Linked DNA regions of Homo sapiens: region 1 is linked to region 2. A link is a loop called in an ENCODE intact Hi-C map of the cell type or tissue named here. Cell type or tissue: natural killer cell. All regions are shown on one strand. Links, peaks and the distances in the headings refer to the core of each region. The heading gives the core; the rest is flanking DNA.

Region 1 (10,441 bases), core at 2,395-7,394, 140 kb before region 2:
CATGTCAGCAGGGGTGAGAGGCCTGGGGAGGGTCTGAGGACCAGGCAGGGGCTGGATCTGGGTGGGACTTGTAAACAAAGCTCACACATGTGGATCTTACTCTAGGTGTCATGGGAAATCAGCGAAAATGGGGAAGGATGTGATCTGGCTTACATTGAAAGTCTAGGCAGCAAACTTACATCTAGTGCTTATAGAGACCTTTTCAGCAGAAGAAAAGAATCTAGAACAGGATGCGATGGCCTTGGACATGAGTCAGGCTGCCTCTCAGGCCTCTTTCCCAGGCCTCCTCCTCTATCCACATGGCCACAAGGGTAGGCTCCCCACCCAGGCTGGCCAGAAGATGCTTCTCCAGCAACTTGCAGTCACCAAGAAGAGGTTCAGCCACAGCCCAGGTAGCTCTCTTGAAGAGAGGATTTGGGAAAACTCTGGAGTAGTCAGCAGCTGTGTCTTCTACCTTGTGGACAGAATAGCAGGAGAAGCCACACAGGGAGACTAATACTAAAAGCTAGCACTCTCATACTGTCTTCCTCTATGCCATGCTACACACTTTATATGTAATAACTCATTTACCCTCCCAGCAACTCTATTCTCATCCCCATTCACAGATAAGGAAACTGAGGTACAAAAAGGTTGATTTGCCCCAAATCACACAGGTAAGGAGGATTTATGTCCTGTTAGGCTGAAGAGCAAAGTGGATGTGCAGAGAGACAACATAGAGAAGGAGGCTTCCTGAATTCCCCACAGCCATCCAGATACTGGTTTTCAAGCCTTCTTGGAATTCCTGCTTTTGTTCCTCCATTTTACTCACTGTCTCAGTCCATTCAGGCTGCTGTAACAGAATACCATAGACTGGGTGGCTTTTAAGCAATGGGAATTTATTTCTCACAGTCCTAGAGGCTGGGAAGTCCAAGATCAAGGCACCAGCAGATGTGGTATCTGTGAGGACATCCTAGTTGCCCTGAGGCATCCACCTATGAACATCCTCATTCATAGATGGCTGTCTTCTTGCTGTGTCCTCACATGGCAGAAGGAAAAACAAACTCTCTGATTTCCTAACTATATCACCAATATCACTCATGTGGGCTCCACCCTCATAATCTAATAACTCCAAAGGCCCCACTTCCAAATACCATCACCTTGGGGGTGAGGTTTCAAAATATCGATTTTGAGGGGACACAAACATTCAGTCTATAGCACTGACTTGCTCTTTCTGCCAATGCTGGCCTGAGTAGATTTCTGCTATATTCAACCAAGAGTCCTAGCTAGTGAATATCTAAACATCTATTCACTTGTTTCTTTTCTTTTTCTCTTTTGAGATGGAGTCTCTCCCTGTTTCCCAGGCTGGAGTGAAGTGGGATGATCTCGGCTCACTGCAACCTCTGCCTCCCGGGTTCAAGCAATTCTCCTGCCTCAGCATCCTGAGTAGCTGGGATTACAGGCACCCACCGCCATACCCGGCTAATTTTTGTATTTTTAGTAGAGACAGGGTTTCTCCCTGTTGCCCAGACTGGTCTCCTGGCCTTGGGTAATCCACCTGCCTTGGCCTCCAGAAGTGCTCAGATTACAGGTGTGAGCCACTACATCGGGCCTAGTCATTTGTTTCTATAAGAAAATAGAGTCTCTTCAGTGAGTGTTTAAAAAAAAAAAAGGGACAATTCCCTCTCTTCTGCAGACAATTATAATGACAGCATTATTAATCACCCACAACTTTATCGGGTTCTTACTCTACACCAGGCACTGTTCTAAGCCCACTCCATGTACTAAATTATTCAATCCTCACAAACACCCTATGAAGTACAGCCACGTGCTACACAGCAACGTTTCAGTCAATGACAAACTGCATATATGACAGTGGTCCTGTAAGATTATAATACCACATTTTTACTGCACCCTTTCTGTCTTTAGCTATGTTTAGATACACAAATACTATTGTGTTACAATTGCCTACAGGATTCAGGACAGTAACATGCTGTGTAGGTTTCTAGCCTAGGAGCAATAGGCTACACCGTATAGCCTAGGTGTGTAGTAGGCTATGCCATCTCGGTTTGTGTAAGTACACTCAGTGATGTTTGCACAACAACAAAATCACCTAATGACACATTGCTCAGATCGGAAGCCCGTTTTTAAGCAATGTGTGACTGTATGTACTATTATTCTCTTCCTTTACGCCAAAGAGAGGCACAGAGATAGATATGGGTTGAATTGTGTCCCCTGGAAAAGATACGTTGATGTCCTAACCCCCCAGTACCTCAGAATGTGACCTTATCTGGATAAAGGGGTATTGCAGACATAATTAGTGGAAATGACGTCATAGTAGAGTTGGGTTCATAACCTATTGTGATTGATGTCCTCATGAGAACAGGAGAGAGAGAGACACGGAGAATGCCATGTGGACAGAGGTCGAGGCTGGGTGAGGCAGCTACAAGTCAAGGACACCAAAGATGGCTGGCAGCCTCCAGAAACCAGGGGAGAGCCTGGGGCAGCTTCTCTCAGAGCCCTCAGAAGGAAACAACACCAACGCCAGTCTCATGTTGGGCTTCTGGCCTCCAGAACTGTGAAAGATTACTTTTCTTTTGTTTCCAGCCACCTGGTCTCTGGTACTTTGGGACGGCAGCCCTAGGCAACAATGTAGAGCTGTTAAGCCATGTGCCCACGGTCACACAGCCAGGTGGGCGACAGAGAGGATGCAGGCCCGGGGAATCTGGCCAGTGTTGATGTTTTGAGCCCCCTTGCTGTGGCAGTGCTGGAGGACTGAGGAGCCGCGAGGAACGTGGAGCCCTCTTCCCCTCTTCCCCTCTGCACCTCTCCTCCTCCCTTCCTCACTCTGGGGCGAAGGCAGGGAGATAAACATTTAACACGTGCGCAGGAAAATCTGGATTGGGCAACTCTGCTGGAGCCCATCCTCCCTCCCAGAAAGGAAGAGCCTGCCTCTGTCGCAGACAGATGGTCACCCAGCGTCTGCCTGAATGCCTGCTGGGAAACAGCGCTGTGCACGGGAGTGCAGAGGGGCTGAGTGCTGGACATGGAATCCTGATTTTGCCTCCCATTGGCTGGGTGACCTTGGCCGAGGAGCCTAACTTCCCCTTGCCTCAGTTTCCTCGTCTATAAAATGAAGACAATGAATCCTACCTCCCAGTGTCATTATGGTAAACGTGGCAGTGAAGGTGACCCCACATGGCCTGAAGCAGGCCCTTAAGGACAAGAGAGAATCAGCAGAGACCCTCCACTCTGTCGGTGCCCTCAGTGAGGGCCACAGGCCAGGGCCACTGGGCTTTTTCTCCACTCATTCCCTCCTTGGTTTTATCTAAGCCAGGCCAACTGTGTGGCATTTCAGGCTGTTAGTATGCACAGCCCTTCCTAAGCTTCCAAGTGGGATGATCTACATGAAAAATTAATTGTGTATTTTTTCCTTTTTTTTTTAAGTGGAGAAATTATTTAGGGCTTTGGGGAAGAGGGGGCAGCTATTTGCTATGCAGCAGCTCGTCCCCTTAGCCCTCACCCCTGCATGTTCAGCAAATGACTCTTCTATTCTCTTCCTGGCAGGTGGTCTCACAGCTACATGTGTTCCGTGCTTGCAGCAGGGTGCTCCAGGGAATGTGACATGGTGATGACTGCTGTTTCTAATTACTGCCCTATCAGGAGGCAGAGGAAGGAGCCAGCCTGGTGGGCCACTGAGGAAACGCTGACGTTCCTGATTGTCGGGTAGCTGGGGCTGGTAGGGCCTGGCTGATGCCTGCCTGGTCACTTGGGAGTGAGGACTTGCCTTTCCCCAAACAAACTCAACATCTGAATGATTGACAAGGGCACAGCAATCAATAAGTCCTTATTTCCTGAGCACCTAGTGTGCTCCTGGTTTTGTGCTAAGCACAGGGGCTGGGGACACAGATGCAAGCAGTAGCAACACACAGCGCCATCCTTTGGGAAACTTACATTATAGCTGGGGGCGAGGGCAAAATAAACAGAGGGAAAAAATAGCTCTATTCATTCACCCAATGGCATTTATTGGGAATGGCCTGATAGTATTTTTAACTATGTATTTACAAATACTATTGTAAAGGACCAGAATGTAAACTCCCACAGGGGAGTTTATAGTGCAATGGGAGAGAGGGACATTAATTAAATAATATCAAAAATATGTTGTTAAAAGCCATGGCCAATTCTATAAAAGTGCAGGGGCTATTCGAGTATAAATGGGGACCTGATTTCTTCTGGGGTTAGAGAAGGATTTCCGGGTGAAGTGCTATAATCTCTAATTGTGGAAATGGAAAAGAAGGTTGGCTTCAGGAAGTGTTTGGAGAGAATTGACAAGCTGTGTGGACAGATATAGGGGTGAAGGAGATAGATGCTAAATATGACTTTCTAGGTGCTGACCAGAATAACAAAATCAAAGGCGCTGCTGTCGGACAGGGCAGTTGGGGTGGAGAGCCAGTTTTGCACGGGAAGCAGCATGGAACATGCTGAGCTCCGCGGACCCACTGATAGACCAGAAGCGCTGTTCGGGGGTGGGGAGGGCTGGGCTGGGGCGAGGGCCTATTTGCTGCTGTGACTCTACAGGAACCAAGACTCTAGGGAAGTGGAGACTGGAGTAAGTTCTGAAGCGTGAGAGCTGCTCATAGTGAAGGCAGTAGATGGGAGATGGGGAACTCGCACTAAAGGAGCCTGCTGTGCTCTGGGTCTGTGTTGGATGCACCACCACCATGTGGGCTCGGCAGCAGCAGGACTCGGGAACCTGCTCCAGGCTTTCCAGAAAGTGTGTGTGTAGGGGATGGGGGGGTGTAAGGTGCATGTGTGTGATGTGTATGTACGTGTGTGGTGGTGGGGGTGTGTGGTCTGTGGGTATATAGTGTGTGAGGTGTGAGGTGTGTGTGGTCTGTGTGTGTGTGTGGTGTCTGCAGTCTGTGGGTACATAGTGTGTATGAGGTGTGTGTGGTCTGTGTGTGCATGGTGCGTGTATGTCTGTGGTGCTGTCATATCGCAGGCAGGAAACAGCTGGACCCCCTGGGACTTGGCCTTGGCCATCAGGAGCAGTGCTTCTCCCCTCTCTCTGGCATCTTCGCTCTCTGGGAGGAATGTGTCTGCTTCCTCTCCCTGTTTCTCTCTGCTGATGCCTTCCTTGCTTCCCCATGGCCCAACTGTGGCTTTTTAGTTCAAGAGTTCAGCATTATTCATCTAATCACTCATTCAATACAAATGTATGTCAGGAGGTATCTTTTGGCACTGGGGATGCAGTGAATATCAAAGCAGAGTCCCTGATCTCAGGAGGTGACATTCCTGTGGAAGAGACAGATATTCAACAGAAAAAGAGATATTTCAGGTGGCAATCCTGCTGTGAGGAAAAAGGAAGCTTAAGGAGGGTCTGGAAAGCAGCTGAGAGGTGTGGGCTGGGGCTGTCTTGGTAACTGCTGACCTGGGAGGCCTCTCTGCCCCAGTGACATCAGAGCAGAGACCCGAAGGATGCAGGTGCAGCAGTGGAAATGGGAGAATCTGGGCAAAGCCCCTGAGGTGGGGCATTGTCTGAGGTGTCCACAGAGCAGCCAGGAGACCCATGTGCTTTGGGTGGAGTGGAGACAGGGAGTCATCGGACATGAATTCCAAGAGATAACACGGGAACGAGTCATGCAAAGCCACAAGAGGTGTGAGACGGGAGTGGTGGAGGGACATGGTGCCACTCACACATAGCTCCGAGCACTGTGTGGAGACAGAAGTTGGGAGGGAGGGTGCAGCCAGGAGAGCAGGTAGGAGACTGTTGCAGCCATCTGCATGACACATGACGATCTGGACTAGGGCAGAAGCTGAGGAGGTGACAGAAAAGGTCAGATTCTGGACACATTTGAAGATTGCGCAGATACAACTGCAGATGGATCTAACTGATTTGCTTCTGGATCTTACAGTTTGACTCATTAAGAAAATCTTAACGGGTCCAGCACAGCCTATGAATTGGCTGACCAGAGGGAGAAGGGTAGGGTCAGGAAGTACAAAGCAGCTCCTCAGGCAAGTGAGTGGGGAAAGACTCCCACATACAGGGCCTGGGTAGTCCCCTGGTTGGCATGTTCCCGTTCTCATGCCTGCCCATTTAGTGATGCTCACCACAGCCTGCAAGGGAGGTTTTTTTTTTCTGAGACAGTGTCTCACTCTGTCACCCAGGCTGGAGTGCAGTGGTGCGATCTCGGCTCACTGCAACCTCTGCCTCCCGGGTTGAAGCAATTCTCCTGCCTCAGCCTTCCAAGTAGCTGGAATTCTAGGCGCCCTCCACCAGGCCCAGCTAATTTTTTGTATTTTTAGTAGAGATGGGGTTTTGCCATGTTGGCCAGGCTGGTCTCGAACTCCTGACCTCAGGTGATCCACCCATATTGGCCTCCCAAAGTGCTGGGATTACAGGCGTGAGCCACCGCGCCCGGCCAAGGGAGGTGTTCTTATTCCAGTTTTCTATTTACGAACCCGGGGCTCAGAGAGGATGAGTGACTTGCCCACGATCACACAGCTGGTGAAATAAAGACTGTATATTTGATCTTGTGGAGTCAGTCTGATTGTAAAGCCTCTGCTGTAACTACAAAGTCAAGGCTGCCTGGCGGGGGGGATAAAGAAATGCCAAAAGAGGTCCGGAGAGAGGCAAGGTCATGGAGGTTCCCACGGGAGCATTTGAGGAAGGAGGAAATGGTTAGCAGCGCCTGTGCTAAAGAGAAGCCAACCGAGGTGAGAAGTGAGGGCTGCCTTTGTCGTTGGCTTTCATGGAGAGCCAACGCCAGGTAAGATGCACATGAGGGCAGGTGGCTGAAGAGGGGCAACAGGGAGAGGGTGTCCAGGAAGGATATGGCGACATGCTCACTCAGAAGGACGCTGCCACCCACTGGCAGTGTGACCTTGGGTCGTTACCCTCTCTGAGCCTCCAACGGCCCCATGATAATGTCAGCTTAAATACATTGTGCGGTATTAAACAAGCACAAAGGTTTATTTCTTGCTCATGCTCATGTTCATGGTGAAGCAGTTGCAGCTCTGCCGCTCCCTGTCATCTTCTCTCTGGCCCTGGCTAACACAGGAGCACCTGTCTGGGTCGCTTGCCATTTCAGTGGCAGAAGGTGGGGTGAGGGGATCATTGGTGACATCCAAATCAATGGGGAAAAGAGTATCCGCTCTCCCTTGGAAGGGCAGTAAATACTCAGATGACAATACAATTGACCCCAGTACCTACCTGCAAGAGTTTTAAAAGAATTTAGTGTGGCATCTTGGCAGTTGGTGAGAGCTCAGCGATGATTGCTGTTACATTATTAACAGGCTACAGTGTCCTGGAAAGCAACTTGCTGGTAGTCCCTAGGAAAAGCTCCAGTGGCTCTCATTAAGTAGTTCGTCACTATGGGGCAGAAGAGGCAGTGGAGCCCGTGGCTTGCTCTGAACGTAAGCCCCATGGTAACCACAGAATTCTGCCCTCAACTCCCCACACTCCTCAGCCGTGGCCTCTGGACTCTGGGCATCTTGTCCTGCTCCTTTGCTGTCTACATCTTCAGAGTTTCTGCCTCCACTTCTCTCTCCACCAGGCACTTCCCTCCTCTTCTTAGAATGTGGTTTGTTTGTTTTTAACAGAAATTTGAGTAGAAACCATTTATAATTGCAGGTTTTGGTTAAGATCTCTAGCTAACCAAGTTGCAATAAAGTAACAATTTCTTACTTTCAAGAGTGCAGAATGAGGAACATTTTTCTTCCATCTTGATTTCTAATAGAAAAAAAAAAAAAAAAAAAGCAAAGCTCAGAGAGGATCTCGGTTCTCCTAAGCCCAGGAGACTCCACTTCGAGTGGGCCCATCATCGTCCCTCTGGGTTGTGTTGAGTGTGTGCCTCCATGCTGTGGTCTGAAGTTAGGTACTGCGTACAAATTCATTTTTTAAAAAACTGAGATGGACGCAGTCTAATTAGGAATTCACGTTGTAAAAGGATGATACTACTGATCCTGACATACCTGTATTTCATCTGGCGTATTTCATCCAGACCCGTGATGGTAGCTGAGAAAGGGCAATTTTACTCACAGGGACTATAACAGCGGGAAGGGAGGGGGAAGCAGTGAAGAGAATAGCTAAGCCAGGAGGTAAGAGGAAGAAGAACCAGTTAGGAGAAGACAGTGCCCATAGTTGGCTTTAATTTTTGCCTGGGCCATAGGCCCAAAGTTAATGATTCCCAAGGCATTTTTTCATTTGATTTTCTAATTTGGACCTCACAATCACCTTGAGAAGTAGAAAGAGCTGATATTATTATCTGTATTTTTATACACAAGGTAAATGAAGGTCAGGGAAATTAAATGATTGAGCTGCAGATACACGGCCAGTAAATGAGAGAGGCCAAATATTTTGACACCTTGCCATGTGTGGTTTTTATTACTCTGAGTAGCCTCTAGAGGGTAAATGTAGGTTTTACAAAATGAGTAGCCGTGATTCCTTTCTTCACTAGGAATTTTCAACATGCTCAAATGATTTTCGTGGGGGATAGACATAAGTAGTAAAAAGCAGGTTTCATAAAAGCTAACTTTTGACTGGAGTTGTAATAACTGCATCAGTTAAGATTAGGTTCACTAGTCCATGCTGCACCATATTCTTACAAACTAAGGTGACGACAAGATTTATTAATATGTGAGTTTTAGGCCAGGTACAGTGGCTCACGCCTGTAATCCCAGCACTTTGGGAGGTCAAGGTGGGAGGATCGCTTGAGCCCAGGAGTTTGAGACCAGCCTGGGGAACATGGCAAAACCCCATCTCTACAAAAAACAAAAAATTAGCTAGGCGAGGTGGCATGTGCCTGTAGCTCCAGCTACTTGTGAGACTGAAGTGGGAGGATCACCTGAGCCTGACAAGGTCAAGGCTGCAGTGAGCTAAGATTGTGCCACTGCACTCCACCCTAGGTGACAGAGTGAGACCCTGTCAAAAAAAAAAAAATTAAATTAAAAAGTGAGTTTTAGATATCAGCTTGTGTTCTTTGGTTGCAAACAACAATAATCAACTTGGGTAAGTTAAGCAGACAAATTTGTTGGAAGTACTTTAGACAGCTCACAGAGTCCAAGGGAAGACAGAAGAATTAGGCTGGGAAAATGATGTCAGTGATCTGGGCAGCTAGAGCTGGTGAGAGGCAGGAACCAGCCAGGGTAGAACCAGGGACTGCCATGAGAATGAATGGGGAGGGTTGGCCTCATCTTGCCTGAGTCACGTGCTCTCCCCTTGGCCAGGTACTCATTGGCAGTTCCACTAAAATGACCCGCAGTCAGCAAAGGAAATCAAAATTTGCAGCTACTAAAAGAGGAGGCGATGGATGCTGGGAAGACAATGACCGCCTTCTACCCACACTACTTGCCTCCATTCAATCCTCCAGGAAAGGAGAGATTTTGCCAGCCCTGGTCCAGGATCTTTTGTGATGTGGAGCGAGGGGGATAAGTTAAAAGAGTTGGGAGTGGGATGACAGAGGAACAAATCAGTCAATACAGAGAGTGACTGCGGAGGAGACACGAGAAAGATCTGTCTCCCTTCTCAGGTGCTGGGGCTGAAGGAAGAATTTGAGGTTTAGAGGATCTCCCAGACAGCATCACGCAGAGAGGAGGCGAGTTGAGATGTGTTGTGCTGAGTTAGGAATCGAATCTCTTTGAATGTACTTTGTGAGCTACAAGTGAAGATGAGCAGTTCCCTTTAATTACATGTGGCCCCTGTATTGTGCAATTTTGAATGTGCACAGACTGATCGTGTAGGACCCTAAATTTTATTAGGGTCATAATGATGTTTAGTGTTTGTCATCAACATTCTTGGGAAGTAAAGGGCTACAGCTAGAAGGGCTTATAGAATGTGGTTGAGTTGATCCATTCTTTCTTTTCTCTGTCCTGGTTCTAGAATTACTCATTTTAGTTTTTCCCCAAGGAGCGTTTAAAATTTGCTCAAACTTTCTTTAAGGAAGCAGAACATGTGACGGCTTTATTTTCTAGAAACTAAGCCGTCACAATTTCTGGTCAGGGGTTAGGATGTACTTAGATGGGCCCTAAATTTCTATTATTGTTGTTCCCTTGTAAATAGCTCATCATTTTTATCATATAATAAGAACTTGAATGTAGTATTTTATAGATAAGAAAATTGAAGCACATGATCTAGCTCATAAAAGTTTAATTAAGCTAGTCTGTAATGTTATTTGGAAGCCAATATTATTATCCTCATAGTAACCAACTTTTGAGTAAGCATTTTACATGCGTAGTAACCCTATGAAGTAGATCTCCTTTTATCTCCACTTAACAAATTAGAAAAGTTACTTGTTTACAGTCACGCAGGTGGTAAGAGGGGGTCCTACACTAGCCCAGCTGATGGCAGAGCCCACACTCTGAATGCCTGCTTAGCACTGGACTGCAGGCAACAATCCAACTATTAATACTCACTGCCCTGGACCCTGACACGACCCCTGACTAGGTCTAGCTGCTAGGAGCACTC
Region 2 (10,441 bases), core at 2,560-7,559:
CTTCTAAATCTTAGCAGGCTCCAGGTATGGAAAGTGCCCACTCAAGGCCTGTTTGCACAGAGCATTGAGCGTGTCTCCAGTGCCCCCAACACCGTTCCTGGACCTCATGATGATTCTCAAGGGATGGTCAATGCAAGAAAAAGGAGCATTCTTTCTGTCAAATCCTGTTCTTCCTCTTCTACTCCTACCCATTTCTTCACAACGTCTCTGATTATTCTCCCAGGGTGGAGCTTCGTCCCCATCCTCTGTAATCTCCCCTACTTCTGGATTTATCTAATTAGAATTTAAATTAGGAAAGGATTGTAGGAAAAGTGGTGATTTCGGTGTGCCTTTTCTCTTTGTGTGTTTCACGGTACAGTAGTCCCCCCTTATCCACAGTTTCACTTTCCCAAGTTTCAGTTACCTTTGGTCAATCATTGAAAATATGAAATGAAAAATTCCAGAAAAAAACAATTCATAAGTTTTAAATTACATGCCATTCCAAGAGTGTGATGAAATCTCCCACTTTCCCTCTCTGTCCTGCCTGGGATTGAATCATTTCTTTGTCTAGCACATCCATGCTCTGCATGTCCCCTCCTACGAATCACTTAGGAGCTGGCTGTTATCTGATCAAGTGTCAAGGTATCGTATAGCTTGTGTTCAAGTCACCCTTATTTTACTTAATAATGGCCCCAAAGCGCAAGAGGTATGATGCTGGCAATTCGGATATGCCAAAGAGAAGCTGTGAAGTGCCTACTTTAAGTGAAAAGGTGAAAGTTCTTGACTTATAAGGAAATTTAAAAAATCATATGCTCAGGTTGCTTAGATATTAAATAAGGATGAATATTCTATCTGAAATTGTGAAAAAGGAAAACGAAATTTGTGCGTAATATATATATATAGGTTTCAATACTATCCATGGTTTCAGTCATCCAGACTAAAACTTAGGCACTTCAGACCCCCAGGATATGGGGGTCTTGGAACATATACGCCATGGATAAGGGGGATTACTGTAGAGGAGAATCTGACACCTACTTCCTTTTTTTTTTTTTAACCTACTTTTTTTTGTTTTTGTTTTTGAGACGGAGTCTTGCTCTGTCGCCCAGGCTGGAGTGCAGTGGCACAATCTCGGCTCACTGCAAACTCCACCTCCCGGATTCAAGTGATTCTCCTGCTTCAGCCTCCCGAGTAGCTGGGACTACAGGTGCACGCCACCATGCCTGGCTAATTTTTTGTGTTTTTCATAGAGATGGTGTTTCACCGTGATAGCCAGGATGGTCTCGATCTCCTGACCTCGTGATCCGCCCACCTCAGCCTCCCAAAGTGCTGGGATTATAGGCATGAGCCACTGCACCCAGCCACCTACTTCCTTTGATAGTGTTACCGGGGGTCCTTGCTCACAGAGCTCCCAAGATGGTGGCGAGCATCTTCCAAGATGGTGGCGGGCCACTTCCAAGATGGTGGCAAGCCTTGTGTTCTCTGACTTGGGGTTCTTGGCCTCATGGATTCCAAGGAATGGAATCTTGGGCCATGCAGTGAGTGTTATAGCTCTATTAGAAGCCGTGGGTCACGGAAGAGAACCGTGGAAGCCAGTGACTAGTGTTCAGCTCGATTAGGATGGACCCGGGCACTTAGCCGTGCAGGGACAATAGCAAGCCTTTAGCCCTATCAGGAGCGGCAATGGGCACCTCGCTGAATCAGGAGCACAGCGGACACCCTGCCGGATCCGGAGGGTTGGGAGTCAGCGGCAGGTCTGTGATGGTGGCAAACAGCAGTGGTGGACAGCGAGTGAACTCGAGCTGTAACAAACATGGACCAGAAGAGTGCAGTTGCAAGATTTAATAGCGTGAAATAGAGTGAAAACAGAGCTCCCATAAAAGAGGAGGGGACCCAAAGGGGGTTGCCGTTGCCAGCTCAAATGCCTGGGTTTATATCCCGATCCTTGTCCCTTCCACTGTGCTCTCGGGCAGCAGATGATTGGCTATTTCTTTACCTCCTGTTTTTGCCTAATTATCATTTTAGTGAGCTCTCCTTACTATCTGATTGGTTGCGTGTGAGCTAAGTTGCAAGCCCCGTGTTTAAAGGTGTAAGTGGTCACCCTCCCAGCTAGGCTTAGGGATTCTTAGTTGGCCTAGGAAATCCAGCTAGTCCTGTCTCTCAATAGGGCTATAACACTGGTCTTATTTGCACAGTCTCATTAAGCTGGTAGAATGGGGGGTCACAAACCCAGCAGGTCTGATTTGAAGGATTTCTCAGCAAAGCATTCACCATGCCTCAGTTTCTCCTTTATAAGATGGTAATGCCACTTCTCACCACTCATCACTTTCCATACATACTGGAAGCACTATAAAGAAGAGGCTTATAATATCACTCTTACCAACTAAGAAGCTTAAAATCTCTTTCAAGATGCTTTTCATCTGCTTTCCTTTTCTCAACATATTCTTGGAAGAGATAAACTTCTCTCTCACTTAACTTCTGTGTTTTCTAGAACTAATGAACTAATTTCCATTCATTCCAAAGACATCTTTGTATATACAAGATATGGGTCATTGGAAGGGAGGAAGAAACTATAACTTAGAGAAAGCTGTTCCCTATTACTTCCTAAATATGAAGATTTATTAGTTAAGTAATGCTAGCTGTTGTAACAGACGAATTCCCAAATATCAGTGGTTTAACACAACGGAAGTTTATTTTTTGCTCACACCTGGTGTTTCATGAGAGGCTTTCCATGATCAGTCTTGCATACACAAAAGAACCTTCTTTAGTGTCTCTACCTGTTAGATCTTCTAATAGGCCAGCACATTGGATAAGAGAGAATGAAGGCTGGAGCAGAAGGTTTATGCAGGTGAGGCTGGAAGTAAGGCACAGCACCTCTTCCTTGCTGAACACACTTTCTGCTGTCCCACTACATGGGGACTTGCTGCGATAGGAGGTATTAAAAATTGTTCTAGGCAGATAGGAAAAGCGGTCCTTGGAAAGTTTTCATCTCTTTTAAAGCAGCTCCAGAAACATTTCTTGTCTAGCAGGAAAGCCCTGGCTCTTAGAGCTGGGCAGGCAATCTTTCATATGCAAATGTTGGCCATTAGAAACTGGGTCCACCCCAACAAGAGGATTCCTGCTGCCTGCCTCCTTCTTCCCCTTGCCCCACATGTTCCTGGCAACATGGCTGCCCCCACATATCCCCACGTGTGTAGAACATTATGGCGCCCTGTATTTGCATATTAAAAGGCTAGGGTGGGAGAGTCAGTTTTTTCAAGGGCTACGTGAATGACATGCCTGGTCAAACCAATCCTCTGAGCCCTATGCAAATCAGATACTGCTTCCTCCAGCCTCTCCATATACCTGGCTGGTTTCTGCGTACTTGGGGTCCCCTCTCTCGCTTTGGAGCCGCCCCCTACCCCCCCCATCTCTGTACAGGGGAGCTGCTGCTTTCTTTCTTTTCCCTTCTTTCTTACCTATTAAACTCTCCAGTCCTTAAAACGACTCCACGTGTGTCCGTGTTATTTTATCTAATTCGACTTGAGACGAAGAACCCTGGTGTTCTTCCACTCATGGAGTTGCATCATTGCTATGGCAAAGTCTGGCTTTCATGCACAGGCTTCCTCTTTTGCCAGCACAAGGGCTGGGAGGGCTTGTAAAACCCCAACAACCTCAATGTTTGTTGCTCATTTAGACCAGAACTTCAAGTCTTAGCTGGGTGGAGTTAGTAAGATCCACAATTACTGATGAAGCTCCTTATCTCCACAAGAGAATCCTGGCTAAAGAGGATGCAGGGTCTCCGGCCAAGCACAGAGACCCCATCCTAGATTTCATTTCTCTGTTGATAAAGTGATCATTAGGATCTGTGAGTTTGGAGAGACACCTTCTTCAGTGAGCCACAATAATTCCTCCTGAAAACTGATCAGTGACATCTTTGCCAGCCAGAAGTACCTTCTGTAAAACTGAGGGAAAGGAGCCCCAAGTAACCCTCAGCTCTTTGAGTCCTCAAAGACCATCCCCCTACAGGACCTTGGCCCCAGATATTTCATATCAGATCAGCTTTTCCTCCCCGCAGGATTCTCTCTAATCATCTCTCACCACCCAAGGCAGTGTCAGCTCAGGCAAAGCAAACTAATTTTAATCTAAGGACAAGTAAAAATATAATTAAGAAGGTAAATCTATTTCCCAAATAGCATACAGTTCTCTGTTGACTATGCATTTTTTAAAGTATCTGTAAAGACAAAAGACATTCATTCATCAATACAGATACAGCTGCTCATTTGTTTGTGGAGTTTGCAATTAAATACAATTGCTTGTTTTTAAGAACCCAGCTTCTGCTGCCCAGTGAGATCTATTTTGGAGGGCAAGAGAGGAAAGAAGAATTCTAACTCAAACAGAGGGAGTTTGCAGAGGGAAACAAAACCCTGCGCAGGCACAGAATTCCTTTTAAATAGGAATGTTCATGAGAAAGACCTAGGATCTAAATTTTCCCCCAGGGTGGGGCTGCTTTTCGCTTGATGTTATCTCAGCACCTTCACTTCACTGATGAGGCCAACAGATCAAGATGAATAAGCTTTCTCAGTTGCCGTGTTATTTAAACCCACAAGCAGGCCCCTGCCCCTTCCTGGAAGGCTGCGGTGTAACACCTTAGCTGTCGCCTGGCGCGCTGCTGTATAAACACACCAGGCTCCAGATCCTTTATTTCAGCAGGTGATTCACAATGAAGGAGCGGGAGGCTGGGTCCCCAGAGCACGGAGTCCTTGCCTGTCCACCCCCCTTTTCTGGAGGGCGGGAAGCTCTTTAGTATGCCCTACTTAGCTCCAAATACAAAGAAGGCCACTCTGTTTCCAAGAAGCCATTCAGTCATAATAGATATGGTTAGAATGATAGCCCAGAGGCTGTGGGTTAGGAAAACACATTTATTAGAGAAGGATCCCGTTCACAATAATTAAGTGACACAAATGAATGCAAGTTAATGAAATCTCAGTGGGATTGAATGTGCTCAATCACGGCCCCCACCCCCTGCCCTGGGCAGCAGTAGTAGAGCATGAAGACTCAGGAAGCACAATGGGACCCCATTCTTTGGTCCTGAAATTCTCCCCATCTCCTCCCAATGCTGATCTGAGAGGTAGACCTCTCAAACTCTCCTGGAAGGTGAATCCTGAAGGAGAGGGGTGCAAGGACCTGGATTGCTGCATTCTGTCCCCTTCTGGCGTGATTCTTGGATGGTCTTTCTACACTTCAGCCTCAGGGTTTGCCAGATCCAGAATCCTCCCCAGGATATTTTGAAGAACACGAAGTGATTTTTAAAAAAGGCATTGAAACGAAAATAAAAAGCACTGAGGATGACTGCAATAATACACAATTTTATCATCCATCCATCCTTCCATCCATCCATTCAACAAAAACTTATTGGATATCTCCCTATATCAGGCACTGGGGTTATAGCAGTCAATGATAATAATAATGATGGTGATGATAACAGCAATAAGAATAATAGAACTAACAGTTGCTCCTGATGTTTTCCAGGCACTGTTCTAAGTGCTTCACCTACATGCCACTCATTCATCCTCACAACAACCCAATACTACCCAGGACAAGTAAACAAGGCACAGACCCTTTTGGGAAAGAGCATGTAGCCCACAGGTGAGGCAAGACCTCTGCAGGGAGAAAGCCAGGAGCTGAGCGCATGTGGGAGCCCTAGCCCTCTGGAAGGCTTTGAAGGCCTCTGGAGGGAGTGGCACCAGCTGAGCTGAGGCAGGAGGAGGAATGGCCTGGAGCCCAGGAGAGTGCTTAGAGGGGACTGCAGAGACCATAGTCCCTCTGGCTGGAGTTTAGGGTAGTGGTAAGAGATGCTGCGGGGTGGAGAAGAGGCTGGGAAAGACTTCCTAAAGGAGGCGACAAGTGACCTAAATGATGTGTAGAGTTGGCCAGGCAAAGGGTTTGGGGCTGGGGAGGCTGAGAGCCCTGGGGGGTCGAAAGGGAGCTGGACCACAGGGTGCTCAGCCAATGGGTCCCATCAGGTGGTGGGGTCAAGAGAAGTGGCTGGGGGGTGGGAACACGCCCACCACACAGCTTTGAAGCTGCACGCAGGAAGCTGGATGTGATTCTGGAGAGCACTCTGGCTGCAGCGTGGATCATAAATCCCAGAGGGCTAAAGGGGCAGCGATGGTGGGGATGCGACTCCTAGGAGTCTGGGTGACTGTTGAGGGCCAGGGTGGTGGGAAGGAGGCAAAAGGGAGATGATGTGTGGGATAACCAGAAAGCAGGGCGGGGAGAGAATGGGGTCCAGGGCGACTTCTAGGAACCCAACAGATCTGCAGAGCGGTGGCAGGCACACCATTGTGAGGTCTGCAGCCTTCCTCTCTGAGTTCAGGTCACACTTCCCTGACTTCCCTTTACTTACAGGGGGAGGGCTTCTTCACCAAAGGGAAATGACTGCTGCCGTGGGCTGCTCTGCTCCTTCCCTGCTCCTTCCCTGCTGTCCCCCAACTCCAACTATACCCCACTGCCCACCTTGGTCCTTGGAGTCCAGCACATACCATTGGTAGGTGTCCACATAACTCTATAGCCACAGGGGGGCCACTTTCAGATATACATTCTACATGGCCAGGCTGGGGCTATGGCCCAGGTGGCTTCCTTAGGGCCCATTTGGCCGGGCTCAGTGTCTGAGCTTTATGCGCATGCTTCCAGATCTTCTCTGACATCAAGCCATGTCATCTGTGGGCTTTTCCTTCTATAAGAGATTCTTAATCTGGGGTCACAGGTTCCTTCAGGATCTAGGGAGTCCAGGGTCACCCTGGGATTATATCTAGAGTTTTATGTGAATGTGAGGGGTTTTTGGGGAGAATGTTTATAGCTATCAGATGCTCTGAGGGATTTGTGATCCCCAAAAACTTAAGACCCATTGTTTTGGGCTCTGATTTTCAAGGTTAAAATTTTCCTGGCTAATTTTCCTTCTTATTCTCACCATCACCTCCCAATGCTAAAGCCCCTGGATAGCGTTCACCTCATCTCTTCACAGTATTTCCAGGAATTCAAAATCAGCATTTGCCTTTTAAAGCCTGTCTCCATTTTGCCCTGAAAAGCCTCCACTATTCTGCATTATGTATTTTTAAATGCTTGGGTGGGCACAGTGGCTCATGACTGTAATCCCAGCATTTTGGGAGGTCCAGGTAGGGGAATCACTTGAGCTGAAGAGTTCGAGACCAACTTGGGCAAAATGCAAGACCCTGTCTTTATCAAAACTACAAAAAATTAGCCAGGTCTGGTGGCATGCACCTGGGGACCCGACTACTCGGGACACTGAGGTCAGAGGATTGCTTAAGTCTGAAAGGTGGAGGTTGCAGTGAGCCAAGATCATGCCACAACACCCTAGCCTGGTGACAGAGTTGAGACCTCATCTCAAAAATAAATAAATACTCATTCTGCATATTTATATTTTATTGTATTAATAGAAAAAATTCTTATTATGGGTCCTTCTTCCTGCAGATCTCCATCACTTTTGAAGAGAGGCAAGCTTGCCATGCTCTTGCCTGATTTCAGGCCTTCTGACTTGGTAGACCCTTGGGAATGACAGCGGCTAACATTGGCTGGGAGCTTGTTAAAAGTCAGGCATTATGCTAAGAACTTGTATTATCTCATTTAAAACCCTTAACAATGCCATGAAATAGACATTACTGTTATCCCAATTTTAAAATAAGAAAACGGGGCATAGAGAGTATAGCAGGAAGGACGTGGCCGACCCAGAACTGGAACTCAGGTGGCAGAGTTCCAGAGCCTCATGTTAGCCTCCCACCAATCCACTGATTCACTTCATCTGTTCATTATTGGAGACGGTCACTGTCTAGCTTGCTCCCTAGCCTGGAATCAATAACTTGGAGTCAACATCATCTGAAGTCAGATCCTAACCCCTCTCACTGATGTCCCTTTTGGACAAGAGTTGTTCCACAGAGGAAGTGGTAGCTTTTGAATGATAGGAATACTGTAGCCAACATCAGTATCTCTTGTCCAGAGGTGATTTGAATGGCCAAGGAAGGTTCTGCTACTTCTCAAATAGTTTCCTAACCTAGAATTTCCTAGTATCTGAAATTCCAGCATTAGAGATTAACTCCTTTGGATTGGTTTTGTCCTACCCCACCCCACCCCACCCCAACATACACTTGAGTCTCTTAAAAAGTAGGAATCACCTGGGCATATGAATCATGGAGGCCCGTCCACTATGGCATTAGCCCTGAACGATTTTGAAATTAGAGGATGTTCAAAGAGGGAGGCAAATATGTAAAAGGATACTATTGAAGGTGTTGCCAAGGACCAGCCCTGCCTCTGCACCATATTGGAAGGAGTTTCATGGACTAGGCTCATCACGGGATCTTCTGATACTAACTCCTTAGTGCCTTGGCTTGTGCTTCTGCAGCTGAGAGAGACTGAGGAAGGACCAGCCAGGACTGTCCAAGGCTCTTGGGGAGGAAGTTCTCTTGCCTTTCTCCTTTGTGAGGTTGGGGAGCAAGTGACCTGTCAGCTCTGGGAAGTCAGCCAGTGGCCTGACATTACCTGACATTAGAAAGATCAGCTCTGGCTTCTGAGAAAGGTGATCCTATGGTTATCACAGGGGCAACATTACCCCCGGGGGGTTGCAATGCAAGTGCATGTAACTAATGGTGTAAGGACAGATAGAACCCCAAGACACTTCCCCTGGGCACCAGTGTCAAACAGCAGCTTCTCCTTTTTTCCTGTGGGAGCATCTGGACTTTCATATGTAAGAGGCTTTAGTATGGGCTGCATTGTGTCCTTCCCCACCACCACCAGATTCATATGTCCTTATAATAGAAGGAAATGTGGGCCGGGTATGGTGGCTCATGCCTGTAATCCCAGAACTTTGGGAGGCCGAGGCGGGCAGATCACTTGACGTCAGGAGTTTGAGACTAGCCTGGTCAACATGGTGAAGCCTCATCTCTACAAAAAATACAAAAATTAGCCGGGTGTGGTTGCGCATACCTATAGTCCCAGCTACTCAGGAGGCTGAGGCATGAGAATTGCTTGAACCTGGGAGGCGAAGGTTGCAGTGAGCCAGGATTGCGCCACTGCACTCCAGCCTGGGCGACACAGCAAGACTCCATCTCAAAAATAAGTAAATAAATAAATAATAAAAGGAGATTTGGACACCAGAGAGACACCAGGGGTGTGCAGTCACAGAGGGAGACCATGTGAAAAGGCAGCAGGAGAGTGCCCTTCTGCAAGCCAGGAAGTACGGCCTTACCAGAAACCAACCCTGCTGGCATCTTGCTCTTGAACTTCCAGCTTCCAGAAGTATGAGAAAATGATTTTCTGTTGTTTAAGCCACCTGCTCTATGGGATCTTGTTATGGTAGCCAAGCTGATTAATGCAAGTTCCATGAGATTTAGAGCAGGGGTCTTCAGAATGAGTTGGACCTAGACAATCTTTTGAGATGAAGGAAGAAAACATGGTATTATTTACTTCTATTGATTTTTATCTGATTCTGTGCTAGTTTCAATTTCTTGTATATGTTTTTAAATGTACCTAATAGGTGAAGATGGGAAGACATGCATAAAATGCATAGACACATGACATACTGGGGGATATGTGCTGAAACAAATTTTACAGATGGGGTAAATAACCCAAAAAGTGTGGAGACTACTGAGCCCAGATAGGTGGCCATCTGTATATCTCTAAATCCTAAAGACAAATAAGAATGATTTCTTTTTTTATAATTACAAGTGCCCTGAAGAGTTTATCATCTATTCCCTCAGCTTACTAAACATGTCTGGGGAGCTACTCCTTGCCCGTATCAGGGGAGATTTATGTTGTTGTTACTGTAATTATTATCTATGAGTGCTCGTGAATAATGGTTCATAGAATTGTATTCTTTCGAACAGACTAGAGGCAACAGAAAATTGATCCATTAAAAACTGTGCTTTTCTTAAACTTCTCAATTTGGCCCCTCTCCTTTTTTCTTTCTGCACTCGAAGACAACAATTTAGGATCCTAAAGTTGCCAGAATTACTAAGCACTAATAATATTAGGGAAAGGCATTTGGCAGATCTCAGCAACTTTCCCTCCCAGTCCTACCCAGTTGTATTCAGGCCCAATTTCTGGTCTCAGACCAGACTTCGAAGAGCCTGGCCAGACTGAGGGAAGTGAGTCTCATTAACCCCTGTCTCCAACCACAGGGACTCTGCTCATGACCCCTTGAAAACCTGTCAATAAGGAAGGCTAGTATACGCATCCCCATTTTTTTTTTTTTAAAGTAATTGTGGATCTAAGACCCTGGAAGTCAAAGAGAAATCCTGTCAGGCCTCATGGTCCCCTGAGGAGGTCATGGTCTACTTCAGGCCTGACAGCAACTTGGCCAAGTTCACTCTGCTTGGCGATTAGGCAAGACCCATTTATCTCCATTTTAAGGGGGAAAATCCCCTACTGGGATGCTGAAGTAGGCCAGTTTGTCCTGGCTCAGCTGAGCTCA

Evidence for each region. A loop is a pair of places that touch in the nucleus more often than their neighbours do. Peaks named below come from ENCODE experiments on the same cell type or tissue, not always from the same donor. Only the 100,000 strongest peaks of a DNase experiment are listed, where the experiment ranks them.
Region 1: a loop joins it to region 2, with 2.9 times the contacts of the local background. A loop is called at or near these places in 1 of 110 quality-filtered maps.

What each region holds. Positions count from the first base shown.
Region 1 is chr14:65,786,757-65,797,197 of GRCh38, forward strand. LOC107984641 (a long non-coding RNA gene) reads left to right here and starts at 2,108. Exons shown (of 2, transcript XR_001750930.2): 1 at 2,108-2,668; 2 at 3,544-3,974. In natural killer cell, for the core only: no CTCF peak of the experiment used is centred there; a DNase peak (open chromatin) is centred at 4,885; H3K27ac peaks cover 511 bases; H3K27me3 peaks cover 160 bases.
Region 2 is chr14:65,923,516-65,933,956 of GRCh38, forward strand. No RefSeq gene overlaps it. Among named protein-coding and RNA genes, the nearest start is that of LINC02290, 180 kb to the right of the region's middle. RefSeq lists an enhancer at 5,483-6,020. In natural killer cell, for the core only: no CTCF peak of the experiment used is centred there; DNase peaks (open chromatin) are centred at 3,596 and 4,596; H3K27ac peaks cover 2,619 bases.